Linked DNA regions of Homo sapiens: regions 2 and 3 are each linked to region 1. A link is a loop called in an ENCODE intact Hi-C map of the cell type or tissue named here. Cell type or tissue: Caco-2. All regions are shown on one strand.

Region 1 (2,500 bases):
GTCTTTCCAAATAATACACATTTCATGTTGGATGGCATGGGTGTGTGGGTGATTGGATGCATGGATGGACAGACAGACGGATAGATGGATGAATGGGTGGATGGTTGAATAGTGTGTGATTGCTCTGAGAGTCCAGGTGCTGGGTTCAAGTCACAGCTTTGTTAACTCACTCCCTGGCCTATAGCAAATGAATGATACAAACCTCTGTTTCTTCAATGTAATCATAGTTCTGTAGAGTCGTAGGGGTGAAATGAAATAATGCATGTAAAGAACTTTGTGTTATAATTGGCACATAGTGCTCAGAAATGTTAGCTATTATTAATATAATAAAACAATAATCGATATATATGGCTATAACCATATAAACCATTTTTAATTTAAGGATGAATAATTACAACGTGTAGATATCATGAATGCATTGATTGTAATACACTTCAGAATACCAGTAATTTTCTAATCATTAGAGTTTAAGCTCTTCTATCCATATATTAGAAGTGTAACAACCACAAGCTTCCTTATCTACTTATAGAATTGCAAGCATAGCTTACATATGAAAACGTTCTTACACGTCATAATAGGGCAGCCAGTTGTATTAAGCACCTTGTCTTATTAAGATACCATTGTTGTGTGCAGTCAAATGTTTGTAGTTTCTTGGTAAGTGCCCTTAAGGCAGATGTCTTACCCTCCAGGGAGACACTGAGGCTCTCAAAAGGGGTAATAATATTTCAAAACATCTGGAACACGGTTTGAGCCATTAGGCCGCACAGCCCCAAGTTTTTATTAATTTGTACTCCAGACTTCACTAGAGGAAAAAGCAGCACGATTTTTAGGCGAAGGAATAAGCCACTTGAGGTCCGCCTCTGAATCAGTTTCACAAAGAAAAGTCCATCAGTGCAGAGGAAGGCCAGCGGACCTGAGTACCTATGTCGTGGTTAAAGAAGGATGACTGGGCCGGGCGCGGTGGCTCACGCCAGTAATCCCAGCACTTTGGGAGGCCAAGATGGGCGGATCACGACAAACCATCCTGACTAACACGGTGAAACCCTTTCTCTACTAAAAATACAAAAAATTAGCCAGGCGTGGTGGCGTGCGCCTGTAGTCCCAGCTACTCGGAAGGCTGAGGCAGGAGAATGGCATGAACCTGGGAGGCGGAGCTTGCAGTGAGACAACATCGCGCCACTGCACTCCAGCCTGGGCGACAAAGCGAGACTCCGTCTCAAAAAAAAAAAAAAAAGAAAAAGAAGGATGACTGTTCAGAAGGCACTTTCAGCTTTTCTCATAGTTTTAACATGTGGGTCTTCCTTCTTGGAGGTATGGGAAAAACAGTCTAAGCCTGATGAGAAAAGGCTGTGGATTTCTCAGGTGATGGCTCTCGCGAGGTCTGAGCCGCGCGGCTGGGGTCTGGCTCCGCGCGTGCCTGGACACGCACAGATTGTTTTGAACTTGAGCAACGCCTCCTGCTAGCTTTCCACCCGATTTCTGTCTGTTCAGAGCTGGCCTCCTCTAGCAGGAAGTGCCTGCCGTTTAAGGAGTGCAGGCAATTCCCGACAGCCAACCCCGCCTCCCCCGCCTCCTTGCTCTGCTTCCTTCTCATTGGTCTGGAGGCCGGCCGGGCCTTATCCTCGCATTTTTAAAATGTCTTCTTTTGTCAGCTTGAGGTTTTCCAGAATTTAAAAGCGGAAAGGAAGAGAGAAGGACAAGGAAGCTATAAAAGACACATTAAATAAACTCTACTGGGAACAAGTGTGTGTGTGTGTAAGAGAGAATGTAACTTTTGCAAGGGAAGTTGGTAGATTGCTTATTATTTTAACAAAGAGGGGGTGTGTGTGTATGTGTATGTGTGTGTGTGTGTGTCCCTGAACTGGAGAAGCAGATGTTTAAAGGAGGCAGCAGGAAGCAGTTCTGACAAATGAAAGGATTTTTGATTGAATTCATGAGCTAAAGTTTCCTGCCAGTAATGCATTCAACCCTAGGCTACATAAAAGAAAAACCTATATAATTGAGGTTTAATTGCTTAACTTTTAAACATGCAACCAGAACAGGCAAGTGTAGCTTCCACAGGTAAACCTAAGTGATGCTGTAAGCTGATTTGGGGTTATTATTTATTGGCACTTCATAAAATTATGATCCTTTCCCCTTTATCATGCTCCTGCTTTTTCAGTGCTTGAGTGCCAGAGTCTATCCCTTATTGTCTGTGTAAGTTAAAATCCTTGGTGCACACTTTTTTTTTCTCTTTAAGCTGTTTCGTGAGCAGGTGCAGATGGCTTTCATGAACTGAGCCAAATGAAATGCTCTGTTTCAGCCTGCAGAAACTAAAGTTTTTAAAAACGGAACAACTGTTTTGTGCTGTACCTATAATTCAACTGGAAAATGTTTTCCCCCTTTTATGATGAAAACTGCCATCTCTGTTTCTCTTACTGAATCTGGTTTATTTACAGCCTTAAGGAAATCTTGTCACTAAAATCCACCCTCACCACTCCTCCAGTATTTTTCAGTCTGA
Region 2 (2,500 bases), 98 kb after region 1:
TTACACAGAGATTTCATCTAATCCTCAAAGTAAACTATGATATGGTGTGATCAGCTCACACAGTTGAAGATGCTGAAGGTCAAAAATGTTAGACAACAGACTCATAACAGCTGGCAGGTGATATATCTTAGATTTGGACTCAGCCCTTTCTGACTCTGAGTCCCATGGTTTGTCCCCTGTCCTGCCTCCCCGATTCACTGCTAATAGCAATATTGTATACAATTCTTAAAAATCATTTCAACTATGAGCAAGTAGTGAGTACATATAGCCAGACTGGCCCTGAGCATGGTTTCTCATTTTCTCTTGTCAAAACCTACCAGATCTCATGGCCTGCTCAAGGATCCCAAGAGATGGAATTCCTTATAAGAAACCTATCTGGTTTCCTTCAAATAGTTAAGCTCCTGCTACCAATAATATTATAAAAATTATATCCTGAGGGTGCTCTTATGTAAGATACCATGCTACCACAATGATATGGATATATAAACCTTTTCCCTCACTTTGTGGTTATAGGAGTAGATTGAAAATCATCCATATTTTATGTGATCATACTGCATGTCACAATGTTTGTGTGTGGCACACACACGTGTAAGTATACAATTTTTTTTTTTGAGACGGAGTCTTGCTCTGTCACCCAGGCTGGAGTGAGGTGGCATGATCTTGGTTCACTGCAACCTCCGCCTCCCAGGTTCAAGCAATTCTCCTGCCTCAGCCTCCCTAGTAGCTGGGATTACAGGCACCCACCACCATGCCCGGCTAATTTTTTGTATTTTTAGTAGAGACGGGGTTTCGCCATGTTGGCCAGGCTGGTCTCGAACTCCTGACCTCAGGTGATCCGCCTGCCTTGGCCTCCCAAAGTACTGGGATTACAAGCATGAGCCACCACGCCCGAACAAGTATACAATTTTTAAAAGCCCTCACACATCATGATTTTATCAGGACAGTCCCTTTAATAACTTAGGAAACTGTTAGAGGATTTATTTTAACACAACAAGTAACAGGTTACACAGCTAATAAGTGAAAGAGACAGGACCAGAACCCACACGTCTTAACACCTAGACAAATATTTCTTCCACTGTGCCAGGCAGTTGAAAATTCCCAGCCTTATCATGTGCTCTTCATCTTTTCCCTAAAAATTCACAAGGCAGCATGATGTTATCTGACTTATCACTCACTGTAAATATTTTAGCATTTAAATGAGGAGGCAGAGTAAAGAGAAAAATGTTTCTGTAGAGATTTTTGCAGAGATAGAGAGTTCTTGGTCTCCATCCAAGGATCTTGAGCGTTTAATGAGACTACTGTCCACGAGTTGGTACAGGGTTTAGCAATATCATGGTAGCTATTTGGCGGCTCATGGTCTTCCTCAAGGTCTCCAAAGGGAAAACAGGAAGCAAGGCTTAGTTCTAACAGAAGCTGGACTCTGGTCTTAGCCCTAAATAAAGCATGCCACCTCTCTGAGCTTCAGTTTCACTATTTTTAAAATGAAGGTAATAATTCCTGTTTGCCCAACCCACAGACTTGTTTTTGAGAGTCCAGTGAGGTAATGCATGTGAAACTTCCTTGAAAACCATTAGTATTAAATGCCATACAAATGTAGGGATTATTATTAATATTATTAATGGATCACAAAGATTCCATAGCACTGAGAAAATGATGAAATGAAAATAATCCAATGCATTGGAAGTTGATCAGGGCAGCCTTCACTCCAAATTACCTTTGACTTGTCCCCTGTCACTCCCTAGAATCTAAAATGAGGAAAGTCATTTCTCTTCCACGGGATTTGTATAAGAGTGAAACAAAATGTCTGTGAAATACCTAGAGTAGTACTTGGTATATATCTGGCCTCTTTTCTAAAACTTCCCGAGATGAAACCCTATCTCTCATCAGATAGCCTGCCAGATGATCTAACACAGGATAGCAAGTATTCTTATTATTTGTTACTGTTTCTATTATTCTCAATTTAAACCACTTCCTATAATTTCACAGTAAAAACAGAGCCATTCATCAGATAATAAGCCCAGTGGTCTCTCTCTTCTAATCTTCTAAGGTCAGCTACATGGAGGGGAAGGGGGCAGGTAGCACAAATATCTGAGGAATTATATAGGGATTGAGGGCCCTAAATCCATGAAAAAGAGCTGATTAATTCCTCTACATATGGTTGAACAGAACCCACTTCTACCACTTACTCTATTCGTCCCAACCTGCCTCCCTCTTCTCCCCTCATTCTTGGCTTACTGGAAGATTTAACCATAGCTAAGCATGCTAGTCAGCAATGGATTATAGACACTGAGTTTCTTTCTCAATAAGCATTCTTAACTACATTATAAAAATTCTTCTCTAGATGTACGTATTTGTTTAAAGTCCTTTGAGACTCTAATTAATGTTACTCAGCATCTTCCCAGCAATGTGATCCCAGTTGCTAATTGTTTTACCTGGTTAGTAAAAGGTCTTATCAGTTAGGCTGCAGAATTGAGACGAGAACTCCCAGCTCTGAATAAAA
Region 3 (2,500 bases), 390 kb after region 1:
GCAGGTCTTTCATGGGGATATTGGAGATTGATTTATTTAGTAAAGTTAAAACTGGAAGAAAGACTTAAAGAGGCTTCCAGAGAGTGTGATATGGGTATTAGATAACTGCACAGAATTGCATGATTCTTCACTGAAAAAGTTTGCTGTGTGTATTAGTCACTATTTATTTATCTTATTGTATATTCTTTAGTCATGATGATAAATGTTCTTTTTTTTTTTTAAGTCCTAGAAAGAACACCTTACAGATTTATAACTGGATCTTAGAAAGATGAGCTTAAATAATTTTAGGTACAAAATTCATAGATTCTAAAGGCTTTTAGAACTGAGCAGTTTTACTAATATATTAAGTGGGGTTTACTTAGCCCTGTTTCACAGTATTTTTTTCAGGAGATAACATTTCCCAATAATCAAATACTTTCCTAAATCAGTATCTGACTAAAGAATTAGACCAAGTTTTCCACATCCCAGAATTGGCTTGAAGGAAAGGTGATGATTTTTCTTAGCAGCCTCAGATGTCCTTTCATGGCCAGGCTTTGGATCCAATTAGAAAGCAGAGCTTTACTGAGTACTGTTTTTGAGAATTATAAACAGAGAAGTATGTAAAAGGTGTGTTACCATTTTTTCCTCATTAAGGTTTTATCATGGATTCATCCTGAAAGTCAAGCCACAATCACTCGGTGTAGCCAGCCCATGGTTGGAGTGAGTGGAAAGCGAAGCAAAGAAGATGAAAAATACCTTCAAGCTATCATGGATTCCAATGCCCAGTCTCACAAAATCTTTATATTTGATGCCCGGCCAAGTGTTAATGCTGTTGCCAACAAGGTCAGATGGTCTCTTAGTAATTATAATTATGGTTTCATGAATCAGCTGAGTTTGGCAGGGCCACAGTGTAGTAAAAAGAGCTCAGGCTCTACAGTGGTAAACATATAGGTTCTTGTCTTGGCTCTTCAACTTGATGGTGTGATTTTGAGTTAGTTATTTAACCTCTTTAGACCTCAATTTGTTTATTGGTAAAAATGAGAATAATAATAGTTAACAGTGTTGTTTTGGGAGCAAAAATCATTTAATAAAAAATAATGCATAAACTTTTGCTTACTTACATAATAACTAGGTGTTCAGTTATTCTTAGCTTCCCACTTCTCCAAAGTTGACAACTAACTGAGCTTATGACTCACTGAAGTCCCTGTATAGTACTGCTCTAGGAATAGCGAACTAGTGTTCTCGGTGACTAGTGGTGCCCTCTTCTGACCGTCCTCCACCTGAACAAGTTATTCAGACTGAAGAATTGGCAGTTAGCTGTAGCTGATTGTTCCAGCAGAATAAATATTAGCATTGTGGAAATTGAAATTTTGGTTCAGTTGACCAAATCTATAGGAGGAGGGAAGGAGAGAGAAGACATAACTACAGCAGCAGGTACCATTACTGAAAAGCGCTCATCTTTTCAAGTGTACATTTCAGTGCTTTTAGTATATTCACAAAGTTGTACAACCATGCCACTACCTGAATCCAGGGCATTTTTATTCTATGTGTTTCGGTGACAGGTTCTGTATAGTTGTTACCACTGCTGTCTTTCTAGAATGTTGCAACAAATTTGAATTGAAAGTTCCTGTCTTATTCCCACTCTTCAGAAGTAATCTTTAACAGGTATCCCTTGAAATACTGTAAATTCTATAATTGTGCCAAACGATTTCCCAGACTCTCAGTGTCAGAAAGGAAGCTGAACTTCTGTTCTTTCAGTAGTTTGTTGCTGGTTATGAGTTGGTGGTTTTGTTGTTTCAAAGGTGTGGGTCATATAATCACTTAATTTTGTATAATTTACTGCTCCAGTATTTTCCTAATTTGTTTCTATTAGGGCTCTAAGAAGTATAATTTTACACGAGTTAGGTAGGAGATAGAATATTTTATTCATGAAATATAAAAAGATTAAGTCCAGAAAAATAAGGTTCTTCTTTCTAGCCATAGCTTATTTTGAACACCAAATATTTTCTCATTCTATTTTGTAGATGTAGATTTAAGTCTTTGAGAACATTGATGATGATAGCATTCTGTGCTTTTATCCTTGTTCTGTCTTTTTATTTAAAGAGAATTATGTGGTTAAAAAAGAAGCAGGTCATTTTGATTGCAAAGAGTTTATTTCTCAGATATGAAGATTAAAATGAGGTGAAGAGGCAGGGAGGTGAAGAAGCATAGGTGAACCAGACATGTGGTCTCAGCACATGAAACTTACAGTCTGGTAATTTCAGTATATATGAAAGGAAGTCATCTGTAAGAACTTATGTTTGGGTAGGACTTGGCGTATGGGCTGGGAAAATTTAGTGCTTTACAGTGTTTAAATACCTTCCTATGTGTTTCATATTTAATTTTAATAATGGCCATATGGGCAAGTCAGACTACGTATATATTCATTTTGTAAAGAAGAACACAAGAAAGCGAGTGGTTGTGCTAAATAAGTTGTCCTGAGCCATCCACATTTTCCTGTGGAGTTTTCCTTGTCTCCAGT

What was found. Peaks named below come from ENCODE experiments on the same cell type or tissue, not always from the same donor. Only the 100,000 strongest peaks of a DNase experiment are listed, where the experiment ranks them.
Region 2: a loop joins it to region 1, with 4 times the contacts of the local background. A loop is called at or near these places in 10 of 110 quality-filtered maps.
Region 3: it touches region 1 in a loop (7-fold over the local background); 10 of 110 quality-filtered maps call a loop at or near these places.

Annotation. Positions count from the first base shown.
Region 1 is chr11:96,242,390-96,244,889 of GRCh38, reverse strand. The region is part of intron 1 of MAML2 (mastermind like transcriptional coactivator 2); the gene reads left to right. Among named protein-coding and RNA genes, the nearest start is that of MIR1260B, 98 kb to the left of the region's middle. RefSeq lists an enhancer at 1,194-1,343. In Caco-2, no CTCF peak of the experiment used is centred here; a DNase peak (open chromatin) is centred at 1,519; H3K4me3 peaks cover 1,701 bases.
Region 2 is chr11:96,144,120-96,146,619 of GRCh38, reverse strand. All of the region lies in intron 1 of MAML2 (mastermind like transcriptional coactivator 2), which reads left to right. Among named protein-coding and RNA genes, the nearest start is that of MIR1260B, 200 kb to the left of the region's middle. In Caco-2, no CTCF peak of the experiment used is centred here; a DNase peak (open chromatin) is centred at 1,031.
Region 3 is chr11:95,847,996-95,850,495 of GRCh38, reverse strand. MTMR2 (myotubularin related protein 2) reads left to right here. Exons shown (of 15, transcript NM_016156.6): 9 at 634-822. Among named protein-coding and RNA genes, the nearest start is that of CEP57, 59 kb to the right of the region's middle. In Caco-2, a CTCF peak has its summit at 1,254 (motif pointing left); a DNase peak (open chromatin) is centred at 1,235.